2 separate regions of the Mus musculus genome follow, and region 1 is linked to region 2. A link is a loop called in an ENCODE intact Hi-C map of the cell type or tissue named here. Cell type or tissue: left cerebral cortex. All regions are shown on one strand. Each heading gives the region's core, and the rest is flanking DNA. Links, peaks and the distances in the headings are about the cores only.

What was found. Hi-C counts contacts between places; a loop is a spot of excess contacts. Peaks named below come from ENCODE experiments on the same cell type or tissue, not always from the same donor. Only the 100,000 strongest peaks of a DNase experiment are listed, where the experiment ranks them.
Region 1: a loop joins it to region 2, with 1.8 times the contacts of the local background. A loop is called at or near these places in 1 of 42 quality-filtered maps.

Annotation. Positions count from the first base shown.
Region 1 is chr3:65,631,561-65,642,201 of GRCm38, forward strand. No RefSeq gene overlaps it. Among named protein-coding and RNA genes, the nearest start is that of Mir8120, 22 kb to the right of the region's middle. In left cerebral cortex, for the core only: no CTCF peak of the experiment used is centred there; a DNase peak (open chromatin) is centred at 4,615.
Region 2 is chr3:65,576,164-65,586,804 of GRCm38, forward strand. Gm34924 (a long non-coding RNA gene) reads right to left here and starts at 4,687. Exons shown (of 3, transcript XR_375719.2): 1 at 4,613-4,687; 2 at 4,346-4,483. In left cerebral cortex, for the core only: no CTCF peak of the experiment used is centred there; DNase peaks (open chromatin) are centred at 5,493 and 8,362.

The DNA.
Region 1 (10,641 bases), core at 929-8,928, 56 kb after region 2:
GTCACAGGAACCTAGGGTTCTTCTATTTTAGGTGAAGCTCCACCGTGTTGAGATTTGGTTCTTGTGCACAGGCTGCTGTGAGAAGCCATACGTGGGTGCTGGGAGAAGACCTCGGGTCCTCTGGGAGAGCAGCAAGTGGTTTGAACTGCTCAGTTATCTGCCATCTCCTTTGTCTAATTTTTGCTTTCTTGACTTTGGGGGGGGGGGGAGGGCCCTAGGCAAGAAGCGTTGCACCGAACAATGCTGAACAGCTTTCTCCTTTTTTCAGTGGGGGCGGGATGGGATGTACTGTTGAGACAGGGTCTCTCTATGTAACCGCAGCTGGCCCCACCTCAGAATCCTCCTGCATCAGCTTCCCAAATGCTGGGGTTCCAGATACTGAGAGCTTCAAGGTTCTCAGTTTTAAAGTTTTATTGTTTCAGTCCACCGTGGTGGCCAGCGCTTTTAGTCCCAGTACTCAGGAGACAGAGGCAGGCAAACCTCTGTGAGTCCTACCTAGGTAGCTGGGGCTATATAGTAAAACCTTGTTTCAAAAAAAAACAAAACAAAACAAAAAAAAAAAAACAAAACCAAAAGCAAAACAAAAAAAACCCCAAAGTTTACCCCATTAAAAAATGGGGCTCAGAGCTAAACAAAGAATTCTCACCTGAGGAATACCGAATGGCAGAGAAGCACCTGAAAAAATGTTCAGCATCCTTAATCATCAGGGAAATGCAAATCAAAACAACCCTGAGATTCCACCTCACACCAATCAGAATGGCTAAGATCAAAAATTCAGGTGACAGCAGATGCTGGCAAGGATGTGGAGAAAGAGGAACACTCCTCCATTGTTGGTGGGATTGCAAGCTTGTACAACTACTCTGGAAATCAGTCTGGCGGTTCCTCAGAAAATTGGACATAGTACTACCAGAGGATCCCACAATACCTCTCCTGAGCATATATCTAGAAGATGTTCCAACTGGTAAGAAGGACACATGCTCCACTATGTTCATAGCAGCCTTATTTATAATAGCCAGAAGCTGGAAAGGACCCAGATGTCCTTCAACAGAGGAATGGATACAGAAAATGTGGTACATTTACACAATGGAGTATTACTCTGCTATTAAAAAGAATGAATTTATGAAATTCCTAGGCAAATGGATGGACCTGGAGGGCATCATCCTGAGTGAGGTAACCCAATCACAAAAGAACTCACATGATATGTACTCACTGATAAGTGGATATTAACCCAGAAACTTAGAATACCCAAGATACAATTTGCAAAACACATGAAACTCAAGAAGAGCGAAGACCAAAGTGTGGACACTTTGCCCCTTCTTAGAATTGGGAACAAAACACCCATGGAAGGAGTTACAGAGACAAAGTTTGGAGGTGAGACAAAAGGATGGACCATCTAGAGACTGCCATATCTGGGGATCCATCCCATAATCAGCCTCCAAACGCAGACACCATTGCATATGCCAGCAAGATTTTGCTGAATAGACCCTGATATAGCTGTCTCTTGTGGGGCTATGCCGGTGCCTGGCAAACACAGAAGTGGATGCTCACAGTCAGCTATTGGATGGAACACAGGGCCCCCACTGGAGGAGCTAGAGAAAGTACTCAAGGAGCTGAAGGGGTCTGCAACCCTATAGGTAGAACAACAATATGAACTAACTAGTACCCCCAGAGCTCGTGTCTCTAGCTGCATATGTAGCAGAAGATGGCCTAGTTGGCCATCACTGGAAAGAGAGGCCCCTTGGTCTTGTATACTTTATATGCCCCAGTACAGGGGAACGCCAGGGCCAAGAAGTGGGAGTGCGTGGGTAGGGGAGTGGGGGGTGTTATGGGAGACTTTTGGGGTAGCATTTTAAATGTAAATGAAGAAAATACCTCATAAAACAAACAAACAAACAAAACAAACGTTTTGTAGTCTCAAGTTTCCTAGTCTTAAATACAGTACACATACGATTTTGGTCCAGTGAACAATGATATGGAGAAGAGAAAGAGTCATTGCCAGCCAGGCAGTGGTGGTGTAGGCCTTTAATTCCAGCACTCAGGAGCCAGAGGCAGGCAGATTTCTGAGTTCGAGGCCAGCCTGGTCTACAAAGTGAGTTTCAGGACAGCCAGGGCTACACAGAGAAACCCTGTCTGGAAAGAACCAAAAAAAAAAAAAAAAAAAAAAAACCAGCCCAACAAACAAAAAAGAGCCATTGCCTTTACCGTGGCTCTGAGTCATTCCACGTCATCCATTATCAATGCTGTGGTTGAACAGATGGATTCCAGCACAACTGGCTTCCCTTTGGATCCAGTCATTCTTTGAAAAGAAGATTTTAAAGCATAAATCCTGATAGAACCTTTGAAACCATTTGGTGTTCCTGTGCATAGATTAAAGAACTGTAGACAATATTACCCACGGATTTTTTTTTCTTCAGCAAGCCACACTCCTTGTGCAAAGGAATGCAAACTATTTAGACCAGCACCATAGAAGAGAAATATAATGTAAACAAGCTCGAGGCACATTTATGATCTTAAGCTTCCAGATAGCCACACTGTAAAAAGCAAAAGGATAAAGTCAAGCTTAATATCTTTTATTTAGTTTGTTACACCCCAAATATTACCATGCTTGCTTATTCACAAGCAATAATCAAGGATTACTGAGCTGCGTGCATTTGGGTTGAGTTTTCAACATGATGTTTTGGAAATATGCTACGTATTTTTAAGACTGGGGATGCAGCTCAGTGGTGGAGTGTTTGCGTGCACCGAGTCCTGCATTTGATTCCTACTACTAGAAAAAGAAAATTCTACTGACTGTGTATTTTACATCAGTGCAGAAGACAGACCCCTGTCTCTTCCTGGTCAGTAGCTACCAGGGCTTATGGCTGCCTGTACTAGATGGTGCACCTTGGAGATGCAAAAGGTTAGAAGATGTGGGCGAGGCTAATGAACTTGGGAGGGAAGTAGGGACAAATACAACAGGTTTGGCACGCTGGAAATTCTTTGATGATCCAGGAAATGGTGATGTTACCAGGACATCAGCTCATGCTGCCAAAATGGCAGCTCTGCAGGTGATTTATTAAGATGCACAAATAACCCAACAGAATGATCCCACTTCAATAAACGTCTTTTTTACTTCTGCTTGCTTGTTTTTTTCTTTTTTTCTCTTTCTTGAAGCAGACTGACAATCCAGTGTAAGGAAAGCTGGGGTGTAGGGTGACACAAATTATGCCCAATGATTATAATCATCTTGCTCTCGTAACCACACCTAGAGCAAAGGATCTGGCAATTTTATGGTGTGGAACTGAAGCAGCCTCCGGCCCCTTGGGGGTAGACACACAAAATAGAGGTTTCTGAGGTGCATTCCTGTGTTTTACAGATGGACGAGGAGGAGGCTGCAGAGAGCCTGAGGGCAGAAACTGTCTGGACAGACCACGCTATCAAAGAGCATTGGAAAGGCTGCTCTGCATCCTGTCCAGTTTCACACACAGTTCCTGGATGTCTCTCTGGGACCCCCAAAGGGCTCTACCACTGGGCTACTGATTCTACTTCTAGCTTCAACCCGATTCTCTGGAGTCAGAATCAAGCATATCTTTAAAAAAAAAAGAAAGAAAGAAAGAAAGAAAGAAAGAAAGAAAGAAAAAAAAAGAAAGAAAAAAGAAAGAAAGAGAAAGAAAAATTCTTCCGTTGGGTGTGATGGTGCATATCTGTGATCCCAGCCCCCAGGAGATAGAGTCAGGAGAGCCTGGCCAAGCCAAGCCTGATGTCACATGAGATCCTTTCTCATCCCCCCCCCCCCCAAAAAAAAACCCTAAAAAACAAACAACAACAAAACCAATCCAACCACTACCAACACCACGACTAAATGTCTTGGCCACTTGTCAGGACCACTGTGATCTAGAAATGTGAGCATGTGAAGTCATAAGTTGAGATCTTGTTAAATGTTAAATATGGTAAAGTTAAAGAGACCTACTGGGATAGATGCTTTAAATTTTAAAGGAAAACAAAATATACAAAGTCTTCTACCACCTGATGAAAACAGAGATGCTGTTTATTTGAGAATCTCATGGTATATTAGTAAATTTTAAATCATGATAATATAAACTCGAGCTGTCCAGAGACTAGGATGAAATCCTACACGCTGGAGCACAAACAACTGGGTGAGTTTGTATGCTATCTGTGTCACTAAAGTGTCCCCACAACCATCACCTGCATGACTGCCACCTTCATTATCTCCACTACCAGCATGCCTGCCTTGCCATTAATCTGCTGTTGGGAAAACAGTCCATGAAAGTAACGTTTTCTGGGGGCATTTGCTCTGTACTCAGGTCTCTGTCTTCCCAGCAGGTTGTAGAGTCCTGGGGTGGTATAAAATTGGAAAATGCAACATTTGTAAACCAATGCACAATTTAAACAATTTCTTGCTCTTTTTCAAATGATGCAGCATTACTTGCTGAGCTAGAATAGAAGGATCTAGGAAAGCAATTAACTTAGGAGGGTGAAAAATGTGACCCAAGGACAATGACGATAGCTGAAAACCCACAGGGAGTAACTCGATAAAGACGCCTAGGACGTAATTCATAACAGAGGACGTCGGAGTGTGGAGGAGTGTTGGGAAAGGTGATGACTCATATTCCCTGCACAGTGTACAAGCTCAAAATAGTGAGGCTGTTCCTACAGGCAAATGGGAGCTGCAGCCCCCGGCTAGGGATGATCTTTCGCTTTGTGCTGTCTGAGTCTAATACTACTTTTCATGGCAGTTGTGTGTTGCCCGTGGTCACTTTACAAGCAGAAGGGGCATTCATCTATGTGTGTGATCTGGAGGAAGTTTTCTAATTCCCTGAGCTTGTGTCTGCAAAACAGAGATGATGTAGATGAAGTTAGAAGTGAGTAATTTATGAGGTGAGTTCTTTAGTATATATGAGGAGTGCAGATCTAACAACTCTAAATGCTTGTATCTTTATCCACCCTCTCGACTTCCCTAGCAAATACTCACAATTACTTTCTAAAGTGTAGGAATGAAGACACCAAGGCTCCTCAAGGTTTAAAAAAAAAATCACACAATTTGTAGAAAACTTTCTAGTGTACAACCAGACTTCTTTAATGTGTGAATTGTGTTTTCCAACAGCTTAACATCAATAGAAGTTGAAAGCTGTCAATACAAACTACAAACACACAGGAAACCCCACAAGTCTGGAGTAACTGGGCCATTTCAAGAATGTAGTCATAGAATTTTCAAGTAATACAGTAACCAGAAAAATGAGTAACAAGGGCTGTCCGTTTAGGCCCAGATTTAGTTAATAGATAAAAATGATTAGCATATCTAAGAAGGTCTCATCTTGCCCACACACTGAATAGATGTTTTATAAATAAAAGAAACCTCCAGTATTGAAAAACAAATTATTTTCTCTGCTGAGTAAACCTCCCTTTCAAACATTCTTTGTTCTTCATCTACTAACTAAGCCCTTCATGAATATACTTCAGCCCAGTCTCTGTACAAATGATTTTTTTCAAAGTAGAGATTTAAAATGTCCAAATTAAAAAAGGTTTATTGTAAAGGTTAAAGTTTATAGTCAGCTTGATTTATTTATATTTTAAGTCTTCAGCAAATAATGTTTTGAATAACTGTAAATTTCTAAATATTTTCCAAATTTTAGATATCCAACTTGACACAAAAGATCTATTCTGGTATTTACTAAGATCTGTGAAGCGTCTGCTATGTCCTTTGTAACTATGCAGAGTTCTTGAGAAATGCAGACCCTTTTAAATATTTACACAATTTAGAACAGAAAGTGGCAGGCAGCAAATAAAGTGTTCAGGCTCTAGGCTTTGACAGGCCTGGTGTGGAGTCGGCTCTCAGTTACAGACCGGCGGCTCCCATTTACTTGGATGGATCAGACACGGCTCGGCTTGAGTGTGGAATCTTTTAGCTATTGCTGTTAATCCATGGAAAATACTTTAGTGTAATGTGTTCTCTTTTAAAGTTAATGAATTATTGCAATAAAGAACAATGGGATTTATTCAATATGGTGGCCCTGAACCATGCCAAATATTTTGTGGTTTTCTGGGAACACAACAAGGTAGTTATTGGTATCGTAATAAATGAGGGGCTTAGCGTTTCCCAGCTGCTGAACACATGATCATTACTTGGGAGGACAAATAGCAGGATTTTCTGTCCCTAAAGTGTAGCCTGCTCTAGATCTCCCTGCATAACTAGAGTGGACAACTGGTGGAGGTAATAAAAACCTATATTTCATTTATTCTCTTGATCAAATGAAGCTCTATTTAGCTGATATCTGTCCAGAGTCAGATTTTCCACAGCATGAAAGCTCTGTTTCAGGACTTTAGCTCTGTTTTGGTGCCTGTCTTCCTTTATAGAAGCTAATAAGCAGCTGACATAAAATTTTTATTGGGTGGTATTTGGTTTTTACTGCAAGTTTATGGATATTACTAGATTTAATATTCAATAAACAAATTTTAATCACTTGCTTTATGCACAGCGAAAGGAAAATACCAGATGATGTTTTTTGAAAACTTACAGTCCAAATAGAAAGATTAAATAATGTGTTTATTGAGAACTTTATGAATAAAGTTGGAAGTACAGAAATTCTAGTCTTGGGGTTCAGTATTTTCCTCTGTCAGAGGTAATGTCAACAACCATATGGTCAGTTGGATATGGGTACTCACATGACATGTTCATTTCCCTGCAAAAATCCAGCCACACACAAATGCAGGTCTTTTGTTGTGTAATGTTTTGATTTTTTTCCCCCCAGAGGCATTAGGATTCCAATTTCTCCAAATTTTTCTAATTTTTAAAATATTGCTAGCTAATCTGAGGCTTACTAAGAACCAATGAAGTATATTGGTGAGCACTGTCATTTTACAGATATGGACTGCCCCAATCCGGATCTGTCACCCAGGACTTTAAGGCTTCTGGATTTAACTTTACCTTTTCTCAGCGAGGAAGAAATAAAAACACTGCAGTCATAAAGAGTGCATTAAGAAGCACAAGGTATCGAAACAAGGGCAGAACAATGGTAGTCTACTAGTGCTAGGTACAGACAGGTAGGTAGGTAGACTTGTATTGACAAGCCAAGTTTCAGGTTTGTATTATGTATTTATACAGGTGACAGAGGAGATAATAACCAATCAGAAAATGACATACGGTACTGTGGCCAGAATAAAACCGAGGAGGGTAACCGGCATCCCTGCTGGAGAGAAAGACCTGATCCTGTCTGTCACGAACTACAACTAAGTAGGCAGCAGGAAAAACGTCTAGTCTAAGGGCCTTGGGTGAGAAGGAACAGTAGAATAAACACGGCCTAGGCGGACTGCGGTAGAAATGCCGTTACAAAGGTAGGCAGATGCCTCTCAGGTCTTGGTAAGAACGAGGCTGACTGAGTGAGGTGCAGAGCTTCCAGTCAGGAGGCAGAGTCATTTGATAGTTGGCAAGAAAAGGAGGCGGATTATGAAGGCTCTTGAACTGAAGCTGATGGAACGCAGTTGGTTTCTGATGACGTCATAGACCTCCACCACGGGCCAACATGTGATGAGGACGACAGATGAGAGTCACTTCAGGCCAAATGCAGAACAGGTTGGGCTGAGGGATACTGCTGCATGCCGCCGCTCCATTCAGGAACACTCTAAGGAATTTGTTCTCAACGACTCAAAATTGTTGTTCTTCTTTTTCTTGTGAGTATGTGAGTGGGAGAGTGTGTGCGTATGTGTGTGCGTTGGTGGAGTGACTATTGCTTTGGTTTAGTGTTCATTAACAGTGCTCACCATGAAGTGCCACTACATGCGTTGTCATAATTAACAGTAGAGACGCGTTATTCAGACAGGAGGATATACAGGGGGAGGAGCTACCGCACAGTAAGGTCAGAGAGAAAGGCTTGTGTGCGGTTTTATTTTGGGGGGCTGAAGTTGGAACACAGGGCCTCACACATGTTAGGCAAGTAGTCTACCATGGAGCTATGTTCCCACCCCCATGTGGTTCTTTTACTGTTTTTAATATAGTATATTACATTTAAGACTTGGCTCTCTATAGAGAAGGATAAAGAAAAACACAAATTACTGGAAAAAAAAAGGAGGCCATTGCACTGTAGTGTCTAATGCTGTGACTTATATGTACTACTCTTTCTGATTTAGTAGACATTTATTAGCTTTTTGTATGTTGTGTTAAAGGACAATCTTAACACTTCATTTTGATGTATTACCTCATTAACCTTTCATGGTTGGACCAATTTGTTTATAATATATGAGGCAGCTTTGTCCTGTGAGAATATTTTCCACTGACGCAGCAGATGCTATAAAGATACTGTAGTGTGATGGTTAATATTAATTATCAATTTGACAGGTTCTAGAATCGCTTAGAAGACAAGCCTCGGGGTCAGTGAGGGGGGTTCTGGGTTGAACTAGCAGATGTGGGAACCGGGGTCTTCGGTTGCAGAGTGCTGGCATTCTCTATCAGCTTCCTGACTGCAGATGCCATGTGAACACCCACTTCACGATCCTACATCCAGGACATTCCCCGTGACGGACTGCATTGTCCATCAGCGAGCCAGAACAAACCCCTCTTTTCTTAAATGGTTTTCATCGGGTGTTTAGTTACAGCACCGAGAACAGTAATTAACGCATACAGTTCTCTCTGCAAGATTCCAGTGCATGCGAATTTCAGTTCCACGATTCTTTTCTTTTTTCTTTTGGGTTTATTTTTAAAGACAGGGTTTCTCTGTGTAGTCCTGGCTGTTCTGGAACTCAATCTGTAGACAAGACTGGCTTTGGCCTCAGAGGTCGGCCCGCCTCTGCTTCTCGAGTGCTGGAACTAAAGGCGTGTGTCACCACTGCCCACATTCAGTTCCATGTTTTAACTAACAAATGACATTGGTAAAATTTTAGTTGCCATGGTGTATTTTCTCTAAGTTTACATACTACAACCAGCCTTGCTAAGTTTTCACCGTGACTTGTGCAAATAACAGGTGCACCTCAGTATCCATGACCATTCTGGTCGCTTCCTTCAGAGACAGTAACGGTTTGTCAGTATGCGTCTGTCTTTCAGCTCACAGAGAGCTCGGTGTTCAGTTGTATTGTCCTTGTCTCTTAGTGGACAGCCCCGGTGCTGATTTTAAAGCAGAGCAATCAAAACAGTGAACTGTCCCAAGTGATGGTGATAGTAGACGGGGGTGGAGTGTGGGGGGGAAAGGGGGTACAGACCGCAAGTGCAGTTACAGACCGGAGCTGACCGTGGTCGTATTGACACTGCTGAAGCTTGGGGGACTGTGGATGTGCAGCCAGAGGAACTCATCCATGCAAAGGAAAGGATGGATATGTCCCAGAGGAAGTAACAATAAACTAATGCTGGTGACATCAAAGAGAAGGAAATGGATTATTGAAAAAAAAGTATAATTAAAGAATTTTCATTTTTGTACACCATGGGCCCATTTTGATGAGGAAAGTTCTCATTTATTTTTGCATGCTTTTCTATGGTAATTTCCATCATTATACTGGTACTTTAAAATTTTTAATAAATATTCTATTTTATGTGTATGAGTTTTGCCTGTGTGTATGTCTGTGCACCACTTGCATGCCTGATGCCCTTGAAACCCAGAAGGTTTGGATCTGCTAGATTTACAATCTAGAGTTAGAGATAGTTATGACATGGGAGCTGGGATTTGAACCCAGGTCCTCTGGAAAAGCAACCAGTGCTCTTAACCACTGAACTATCTCTCTAACCCAAAATGGTTTTGTTGTTGTTTTCTTTTTTGTTCATTTGTCTTGTTTTGCCCTTTATCAAAAGACACAATTGGAAGCAGTCAATGGAGAGATACATAGCTGGGCAAAGTAAGGACAATCAGATACTGGGTGCTCAGCCCTAATGGGACATGAATATTACTCCCTCACACTATCCCACACACACTCCCCTCCCTTCCCCTGTGTTACCCTTCCACAGGACGCTGAGAACATCTCCGAAGAGAAGGTAGATTAGACTCAAGAGCTGCAGGATGAAGATTCCTCTGTGAAATGCTGTCTTTTACACAAGACATAGCTGTCACACAATGAACTCACAGTAGTTGTGACTTCCATACCTGCCCCTTCCCCTACTAAGGAGCTATTGTCAGCTGATAGTTTCTGGGGAGGAGAATCATTCCTTTTGAGCATATGGCTACTGAAAGGATTCGCATGATCCAGTGCATAGCCCTACACCCTTGCACATACGGGCAGCACCAACCAGCAAAGTGTATTATTAAAAAGAAAAAAAAATGAGGAGGCATGAAGTTAGGAGGGGAATGTGTTAGGGAGATATGGGAGGAGTTAGATAGGGAAATGGGGATATGTGTAAACACATAAACATCATCATATATATGTATAAATTCTCAATCGTGAAGAATATTTTTTAAATCAAAAGAACATATTTCTTGCAAAATTATCTTGAATGAGAGTTGCATAATCATTATTTACAAGAGTTTGTTTATTGTTCTTTGGTGGGTTTGTTGGTTTTTATTTGACAAAGTCTCACTGTGTAGCCTGGGCAGCCTTGAACCTGATATCTTCCAGTGTCAGCTTCTGGAATGCTGGGATTCCAAGTGTGCGTACCACATCACACCTGGATCAGTTTCTGTATGAAGAGGCCACTTTTATAAAACCCTTCTGCTGTATGTATGAAGG
Region 2 (10,641 bases), core at 824-8,823:
TCAATTCCCAGCAACCACATGGTACCTCACACCATCTGTAATGGGATTTGATGCCCTCTTATGGTGTGTCTGAAGACAACAATGGTATACTCATATACATAAAATGAATAAATCTTTAAAAACTCAGAACTATTGTAAAAATGTGCTTTTGTTTTAATTGCAGGTATGGGGATACCGGGATGCTTCGGGCTGTCCATGGCAGATGACTATGATTTGCCTCATGTTTCATCTGAGGCATGGTTTCATCTGAGGCCAGCTGCACATAGTTTCTGCAATTTTGTGACAATTGGGATTCTGGGAACTTTTCACAAGGCATTTAAACGCTAGAGCCCAGAGAAACAGAATGGGCGGTTGTTGGTTGTTTAGGGAGGTTTGTTGTTGTTAGTAGCGGTAGTCAAAGAAAGAAACAAAAGGAAGGAAATTAGATTCAGGCATCTATCTTGGCTTCCTCTCTCCCCTTTATCCTATCTAGTGTTAGGAGGTGAAACAGGGCGGGGGCGGGGGGAGGGCAGGTAAGAGGGTGGGTGGGAAATAAAACGTAGGAAAAAGAAGAATCCACAAAGTAGCAATGACCAGCTACAAAACTCTCAGCTCATTGACTTTGTCAGCCAATTAGCCAGTCTATAATCCTGGGACCAAACACAGGGTCTTCTGTGTGCCAAACAAGTAGACTGTCACTAACTTACATCTCCTAGCCCTTGGCTTGCCAGACTTTTAGAAGACTTTGTTGTGTACCCCTATACACTCTCACCCACAGACTGTGGGGTAAAAACGGGATCCCCAGTCCTCTTGGGGCTAGGGCTGCTGGGTGGGGCAGACTCGGGGAGTTTGATAGCACCAGACCCCAGGCTTCTGCCGAGTGGGCATTGGACTGGGAGAAGCCTCAGGATCCTGCACCAGGGATGGGAAAAGGCGCAGTCTGGGGTCCCTGCAGAATTGCCAGAGTCTCGTTCCGACTCTTGGGCATCACAGATGCCGCACTGGGCACCACGGAAGAGTCGGTTCTGTGGTCCCTGAGTCACACGGAGGCCAGGGATGACAGGTTCTCACTCTTGAACATCCCAGACACTGCTGTATGTCGCTAAAGATCTGAGAACAGGTGAGGACCCTCAGGTGGACTTTGACTGGGGGCAGAAATGAAACGGGTAGAGGGAGAGCTCTGGCAGGTTACTGCTGGGAGGGGAGGAGAGAGTCTGACTAGCTCAGGCGGCTAAGTTGGTTGGTGTTGGTGGCGGCCATGGCTGTAGCACAGGGAGTCTCCCTGGCATGAGGTTAGAGGCACGGCTCATTAGGAGGGAAGACCTGCTTCATTGCTCCAGCACAGTGGGTCCCGGTGAGATGAGACAGTCCATGGTTTTAAGGTGTTTATTGTAGAAGGGCAGAGAGGAGAGGAGAGAAGCAGAGGCTGGCCATGGCCATTTGGAGAGAGGAGAAGGGAAGTCAGAGAGAGGAGGAGCAAGGAAGCAAAAGTAAGAACTAGAGAGAAAGAGAGGGAGGAGGGGGCAAGCAGCTCCTTTTATAATGGGCTATGCCATTCTAGCTGTTGCCAGGTACCTGTGGGGCGGAGCATACCTGACTGTTGCCAGGTAACTATGGGGGTGGAGTCCAGACAGACTACCAGGAGCTTGGGGCATTGACTAATGGCCACACACCTCTTTGCAGTGGACTGTGGGAGGCTGTAGCTGCTACAGGAGCCAGGGGTCCAGGAGGCGTGGCCAAACTCCTACCATCCCATGAAGGCAGAAGTCACTGCCCACCAGGTCTCCAGGGTTCCAGGCCTGTTCTCGACCAGGACCAGGCTGTCTGTACACTGCTCACTGCCCCACAACAAACTATCCACCCCCTACCCCATTGGTCTTTTGAAAAGATGTTTTGTTTTGTTTTGTTTTTTAACATATTTATTTATTTGAGGTCGTTGGGGGTGGGGTGCATGTGCCATGACATAGCACAAGTGTGGAGGTCAGAGGACAGTTTTCAAGAGTTGGTTCTCTCATTCCACTGTGTGAGTTTCAGGAATCAGTCTCAGGTCGCTGAGCTTGGCAGCAAGCAACTTTACCACTCACTCAGCCATCTCACCAGCCCTCAGGTTGATTCTCAAAGAGAAATGTTCATTCACTGCCCTAAGGGTGATCTTGCACTTAGAAACGTGATGGCATTCTGGATTGTTCATTTTCTTACAATAGAGTCGTGAAACACGATTGTCACATTTTGTTTATGACTGAGGTATGAAACTTTAGGGGAAATTTCCAGAAGGTTATAATAAACCAGCTGCCCTAAGATTTGAAGTCATCCCATTCTCCCAGATATTGATCAGTTACAGGCCTGCTGATCTGAGATGTTTTCCTCCATGATTTAATGCCAACCAATTATAATAATTTTACATTATTTAGATTGGTAAATGTATTAACTAAAAGTATTTCTTTTTTTTCCAAATCACGGCTTAAGGGATCAAATTTTTTTTTTCTCAATTCTATTTATGGTCTCAATATTTATCTTGTTGGCAAATGGTATTTTTAATGCTTCAATTTTATTATTTTATTTTATTTTGTATTTGACTTTTTAAGATGAGTTCTCACCATTAACTTTTACTGGCTTGAAACACACTATGTAGACTAAAGCTGGCCTCTGACTCATAGAGAGCTACCTGGCTCAGCCTCCCAAGTGCTGGCATTAAAGTGAATGCTTCTGTTTTAAACGAGGGACCTCACTAACTTGCTAGAGTTAAGCATCCAAGGAAATAATACTGTTATTTAACTGAACCAATTCATTACATTTATGAGATGAGAGAGGGTGCAGTGAGTGCTATGGCTAGCACATGGAGATCAGAGGACAACTTCTGGGAGTTGGTTCTTTCCTTCCACCATGTGGGTTCCAGGTGTTGAACTCAGGTCCTCAGGCTTGGTAGCAAGTGCCAAGCCCAAGTGGCAGCAAGCCAGCCCATAGCTTCAAATTCCTCACCACATGGAGCCTTCTTGTTGACGTTTACTTTCTAAATGAAGAGACCTTTCTAAAGTTGTGTTTCATGTTCATTCACACTCGCTGAGAGTTCTGCAGCATCTCCTACCTTTTTGTTGTTGTTTTCCCTCGTACAACCCCACATTCCACTTCTTTTTCTACCACACAGCCAGTCCATCCGGACCCCGCCACGGGTGTGTGTGTGTGTGTTCATTGCTTTTGTTTTTCTCTTTCTTTTTTAAATCTACACTGTCTGAATTAGAAACAAGATCAAGGGATGTAGGAAAACACATATTTGGCCTTTGCTCATAGGCAACACCAATAAAATATTTCCACACAAGTTAAATATTTGTATTCCTGAGTGCTGGACATTCTCCAACACTGGAGCCCATCGTGGAGGTGGGAGCTGGTTAATGGTGGTCATAGGAGTAGGAAGAAGACTAAATTGGTTCTCAGTGCTCACGGGTGTGGGTGTCCTGTTGATGGGTCACGAGAACCTTATCCCCCACTCCTCCGCCAGCAATACTCTCCTTTCCCTGCAGCAGAAGCCTCTTTGTGAGTCTACTGGGACATGGCACTCGAGGAATGTTGAGCTCTGCCTGCCTACAGATGACCTCTGACCCAACCTGTGGTTCTGTGCTGTTGGCTGCCTGATTTCTGACCCTCCACTGTACTCTTTTAAATAATGACGATATTGTTAGAATCACCACACAGCCTATCTCCTCTACAGTGTGGAACGTCCAGGCTTCGGCTTGAGAGGAGTAAAGTGGTCTCAAGTCGTGGGACCACCTAGAAGGCACAGAGGCTTCAGGCTTCAGCAGCTTAAAGATGAGCTACTGGGAGTGGAGGAGGAGGTACATTTGGGAAGAGAGAGAAAACAAATGTTAGGATTGAAAAGGACCCAGAAGCCATCAGCTCTGGTGCTTCACAAAAGCCTCTCTATCTTGGATGGGATACACTGCTGTCTCAAAACCAACAGCACTCGGAGGAATCTAAGTTTTTGAATCGCTGAAAATTTAGCCATACTACAGATCTAGAGGAGGGACATGACTCTTCAACACTGATGATCACATAGCAGCATAGAACGCAGGTTACCTCTAATTATATGGGTCCATTTCTTCTTCAAGTACAGCTTAGAAATTCCACATTGTGCTGAGGAGGAAAGGGTGTTCCAACATGATAATGAAAGTGAAAATAGTGATCAAAAACTCAGTGTGAAAGTGAAAAGATGCAGAGGAGTGTAGGCAGGGCCGGGTGCCCGGAATATTACACATTCCTCAACACCAAGGTTCAAATGCACGCATGCAGAGCCAGGTGAGGTACACAGATGCGAACAGCCCGGAGGCCTGGGAAATGTGGACTCCCCTGTGTCTAGCTTCTTGACTCTTACCTGTCCGGGTGCAGGGTGGACTGGAGCACAGACTTCGTTAAATCCACACTGAAGATTCAGAGGCCAAGGACCCAGGGTCTATGACCACGCCTTCTGCCACAGAAGTGAGGGTGGGAAAGCTATAATGCAGTTGTTTTTCTGTTAAAAGCAGAAATGAACAAAACAAAATGAAAACAGACCCCGAAGGAAAGAACATCTTAAATTCAGTATTGGGGGAGGGGCGGGGATGGGGACCGGGAACGGGACAGATAGAGAGTTAGAACCTACAGCCATTTCTCTGATGATCTGAGTGGCCTCCTCCACCACATTCAGGTTTTAACTTCTTTTAAAAACTGTTTGCTTGTTTGCTTGTTTGTTTGTTTGTTTGTTTCTCGTAACCATGTAGCGAAGCAGAAGGCATCATTTCTCAGAGCAAGTTTAGGTGGATCACAGGGGTTGTGTGTCTTGCCCTGGAGTGTTTGAGAGAGCGCTTCAGTAAACACAGTCTGGGCAGCACCAGTGGCCTTTTCCCTACTCTGTGCTAGCCCCAAGCTTTGTTGCTAATAAAGGACAGGAGCCACCTTTTATTCTTTTTTGTTTTTCTTAACCTTTCTGGTAGTGTCAGGGGGGAATTCCACAGTACAACGGGGAGCCAAGGGCCAGTGTCTCCTGTGAGGAGAACCCAGCAAGGTGGAAGAGCTGAAAGCATTTTCCCACCATAGGGAGTCAGGCTAACTACCTTCATTTTTCTCCATTTACAAAGAGAAAAGAAAATCCTATTCCTAAGGGCATTTGTTCTGGCTCAAGGGCATAGGTTTTTGTTTTGGTTTGGTTTGGTTTTTGGTTTTTTTTCTTTTCTGAAAGAGGAGACTGGCTCAGTAAAACAGCCCAGAGTTGCTACTTTATATAACCAAGATGGCTACCTTGGAGGAAGATGGCTTGAGAAGTCCTCCATGCCCTCTGGGAACTCTACACAGCTTTCCTTACTTAGTAGTGTCAAAAAAAAAAAAAAAAAAAAAAAAAAAAAAAAAAAAACCCGCTCAAGGTAAAAAGCTGAATGGAGATGATTTCACTGATAATATTTTAAGTGTGACAAACAGAATCAGATTGCATAACTAGTGCATTCTAAGCTGAAGCCTTGTTAGATTGCATAACATGCTGGACTAGGGAATAAAGCAGGTAGCCATGGATTCCTGGTGCTACCAAGATGTCTATAAAGCAACACCTATCTGGTAGAGCCATTTCTCAGGCCCTCTGTCTTGAGGCTTCACAGGAGCTCAGCACCCGAAGACTTCTGAAGAGCCTGCTGTCAATGGCGAGCTGCCAAAGTACTGAGTCAGACGTGACACTGCCCACAGTGCAGAGCCCGGTGGTGTTGTGACCCAGAATCCTGTCTCTTGCAGGTGCCTACAGAAATTTGTGGTGTTTATATGTTCTTTAATGGTGGCACACCCCTTTAATCCCAGCACTTGGGAGGCAGAGGCAGGTGGATTTCTGAGTTTGAGGCCAGCCTGGTCTACAAAGTGAGTTCCAGGACAGCTAGGGCTACACAGAGAAACCCTGTCTCGAAAACAAACAAACAAACAAACAAACAAACAAAAAAAGCCTCAAACAGCCCTGCAGTAGTGGCACAGACCTTTAATCCCAGCACTTGGGAGGCAGAGGCAGGCAGATTTCTGAGTTCGAGGCCAGCCTGGTCTACAGAGTAAGTTCCAGACAGCTAGGGCTACACAGAGAAACCCTGTCTCAAAAAAAAAAAAAAAAAAAAAAAAAAAAAAAGCCTCAAAAAGTCTACTGCAGGACAGCAGTTGTTGAATGTCACCTTGCAAATCCCAAGGGAGCTCTGGGTTATTTAAGGTGGTCCATTAGACGAAAACTAGTCCCAGAGCCTTAGAATGCCCTTTATGCTTGTGGCTGTGTCGACACTTGCACTGATGATGTAATAGCAATGATTAAAAAAAAAAGGTAATACCTTTGCACACAAGGAAGTAGGACCAAACTATTAATAGTCAGAGTTCTCCACTGGCACACATTGGTGACATCAACAAACAAAACCAAACAACCCAACCCCCCAACAAGGAGACTAACAAAAAACCCTGCCAAATCCATTAAAAATGTCCCTGGCAAAGCCGTGAAAATTGTTCACCTTAGCCTATAGGAGTAGAGCCTTTTTGTAATGTATATCACAGGAACCCTGCATGAGGTACATGTACTGCATGCTGATGCACACACAAAAAGCATAATATTCGTTGAGTTACAAGCTCAACTATCTGCTTTTGTCACAGATGTTAGAAACTTGGAAAAATGAGAAATAACGTTGAGAAACTATTTTCACTATTTTATTTGGGTTGAGAAAATGTGGTTTTTAAATGAAGACTGTTGCTTATATTAGCGTGAACTAATGAAGTTAAAGTTATTTTTAAAGAAAATCAAATTTGAAGCTTCTGTTTCAATGTTTTATTTTTAAATTACTTATCTTTATTGATTTTGTATTATGTGTATGCTTCTCTGTGTCTGTGTAGGTCTGTGTGTGGGTGTGTATACTTAGATACCAAGCCCGTGGAGACCAGAGAGGGCATTGGATGCCTGGAAGAAGGGCATTGAAAGAAGAGTTACCGATGGTTGTGAGCCACCATGTGGGTGCTGGGAATTGAACTAGGGTCCTCTGGAAGAGCAGTCAGTGCTCTTAACTGCTGAGCCATCTTTCCAGCCCCCTCTTTCAAATTTTAGTCTTTCTATAGACAGAATATAAACAAATGAGAGCCCTTTAGGATCCTCAGTATTTTTAAGACTGTGAAGGAGAACTGCTCAACTAGGAAATGTGATCGCTTAAAGCCACACCTAAGACTACTCTAGTGAATATTCTGACTTTGGGTTCAGATTCAAACTTTACTACATGCTACCTGTTTAATGTCATGGATCAGTTAGTTGTTCCAAACTTCTCTTCCTTCACCGCCCCCCCTCCCCAAAATGGGAATGATATTTACTGTATATATCTCCTGAAGAGATGAGAAAATATATCTGATACTCTTAATTAACATAAGACCTAGTGTCTTGTTAGGGTTTTACTGCTGTGAACAGACACTATGACCAACACAACTCTTATAAGGACTACATTTAGTTGGGGCTGGCTTATAGGTTCAGAGGTTCAGACCATTATCATCAAGGCTGGAACATAGCAGCATCCAGGCAGGCATGGTACAGGCAGAGCTGAGAGTTCTACATCTTCATCTGAAGGCTGCTAGCAGAATACTGGCTTCCAGGCAGCTAGGATGAGGGTCTTAAAGCTTACAACCACAGTGATATACTTCCAACAAGGCCACATCTACTCCAACAGGGCCATACTCTCTAATAGTGCCACTCCCTGGGCTGAGCATATACAAATCACTACACCTAGTAATAATGTTCAAATATTAGCTGACTGAATAATTGTAAGAAGTTCAGATATGAACGGATGCTTTTGGTGGCAAGGAACAGAAATAGTTTTGAAGGTTGGGAAAAGCGAAAAAAAAAAAAAAGAAAGAAAGAAATAGGAAGCAACCTCAGGGTCTACCAAGTTTAACAGAGGTCTAGAACACCAAGGTTGGCAGACTGGCTAAATAGGACTCCTCTGGGAGTTACTGGGAAATATCACTGAAATTGTAACTTGCATATGAACTGCCTGAGATGTCAAGCACATGTAAGAAGCCTCGTATCATGTACATGCTGCTAATCTATGGAGCGAGCTTGAGTAGCAAGATGGAGACCTCCCACCTCCACATTATTGATTCTGAGTCTCCCAGAGGGGGCTGGCTTTCGAACTCTGGGATCGGTAAGGTAAGGCAGCAATAATATGCACTATTGACATTCATTCATTTGCACATTCAATCAATAGGCTCCCGTGTCCTGCTAAATATTTTGCATGCTTCCTGCAGACACTATAAAGGGTCCACATTCTGTTGGACAGGAGGAGCAGGCTGACCTATTTGCTTGTGTCTTTAATGCAATGTGAGAAGATGCTCTGGTTAAGATGTGTACACAGTGTTCTGGGATCCAGGATCCAGGAGTGAGTCACTGCTGACTGAGGTTGACAAGGAAGATGCAGAGAAGAAAAGCTAAGATAGGGTGAGTGTGGGAGGGAAAGAAAGAGTCAAAAAGAGTCCAGAGCTAGACAAAAAGAGGCCTTGAGCTCTATTAAATCACACTACAGTCTGTCTGTCTTTCTTTCTTTCTTTCTCTCTCTCTCTCTCTCTCTCTCTCTCTCTCTCTCTCTCTTTCTTTTTTTTTCTGAGACAGGGTTTCTCTGTGCACCCCTGGCTGTCCTGGAACTCACTCTGTAGACCAGGCTGGCCTCGAACTCAGAAATCTGCCTGCCTCTGCCTTCCGAGTGCTGGGATTAAAGGCGTGCACCACCACCACCCGGCTCACACTTCAGTCTTGATTGCACTCAGAGAGCTTTTAAGAATACTGATGCCTATGTTACCCTAGATTGACTAAATCCTACTTTCTTGAGTGTATGTGTGTGTTTGTGAGAGAGAAAGAGAGAAACAGAGAGAGACAGAGAGACAGAGACAGAAAGAAGGAGGGAGGGAGAGGGGCAAAAGGGGGGGGGGAAGTGTAGTTGATTGAATGCTATAGGGTATCAGGATTTTAGAGCAAGCAATACCATACATAGCCTAAGTTGAGAACCAGGACTATAAATGAGCAAGTGACCGCCCAACTTATTTGCATAGAGCATGCTCTTCAGCACGGATCATGCCTATTCTTCTTAAATGCACTTTTCATGTCAATTTGATATTCAAAATCAGAATTATTTAAAAGCTTTTATGCGCCAGAGGCCATGTGATAGGCATTGGACTGTCACCCCCTGCCCCACCCAGGGGGCTGTGGGTGTAGGCAGATGAAACATGCCCTTTGTTCCCTGGACAGCTGGGTGAAAAGCTTATCCCTGTGAAGTTAAGAGCCCTGGGCAGAGGGCACCTCTTTCACAGGCCACAGGACCTTGGAGTCCCTGAAGAGAGTTGCCTGCAGAGTGTGTGCAGTGCGCATGCCTTTTCCCACCCTCCCTTACTAATGGGGGAACCGAGGGATATTTTTACTTATAAGATGAAAAGATGAACTTTCCACATCGTGACGGCTGGCAGACGAATCCTTCCAACGGAGCTCTACAGTACGATTTTGCTCTGTCTGTACTAGCTTTTTGAAGTCTGTACCCAGCTACTAAAGTGTCATAATTAGGAAGAAAAAAAATCTCTTCTCTCATGCCTCCCCACTAAAGTCCCTGCCACCATCTTCAAAGTGTCCAAATGTTGCTGTGACACGTCTGTGGTTGTTGTTCATCAAGTGTCTGAATTTCAGAGCTGTTCCAAGTCTCTAAAATATGTAGTTAAAAGGGATTCCAACCATGAGACATAAACACAACTAAAATCGGCCCTCCAGATATGTTTATGTGCAGTTCCATCCCCCAGGTTTTAGTCAATAAAATATTCAGCCATTTTTAGTGGAATGGACCAAGCACTTCCTGTAGAGGATACAAGAGAGTGGACACTACCGTTATGCAAACGCAGTGGCCGGCGGTTCCTGCTGTGGACAGACTCAGTGTAGCCTTAAAGCTTTTTTTGAGACAAGGTTTCTCTGTGTAACCCTGGTTGTCCTGGAGCTCACTCTTAATGCTTATTTTTGAGTGTGTTCTGTTTTACAACTTCCTACCCAATACACAGGAACCGAGGTACTCCTTTTCTGAATTAAAAATTTCAGGAAGCCTGGTGTGGAGGGGAGGGGTGGAATAGGGTGGGGGGGGGGGCGGATAGGGGACTCTACCATCCACTCTCCCACCTTCCCCAAGACGGTACCAGAAAGAGGCCTCCTGCGTTCGTCCAGCGACTACAAACTCGCTGGATTAGATCGCTTTCCTAGGTGATAGCCCAGGCTTTCCCCTCAATTGGATGATGAGTAATCACTTGAAAGGAAGAATTTAACACGGAGATCTTCCGCTTTAACGACAAGAACTGGGGTGTATGTAAATTACAGTCTTTCACTTCTCCGGCTGTGCAGATGTGACTCAGAATTCACACCACAGCTAATGCGGAGAGCGAGCTGGCTTCCACGTACACAAGTGTGCCAGCGTGTGGGTGGCCCAGGGCCGCCCTCCCAGGGTTTGAGTCCGCGCGTGCGTGTGTGTTCGGTGGGGGGAAGGGGATGTAGACAAAGCTGACTCCTGACAACTTACAAGAATATGTAACTAGCAAACCGTCTCAACAGCCTCAGCGGTCAAAACCTGCATTCCCTCAGCCTTAGAAAAGGACTGTGCTTAGCAAACTCAGTTGAGAGGGGCCAGC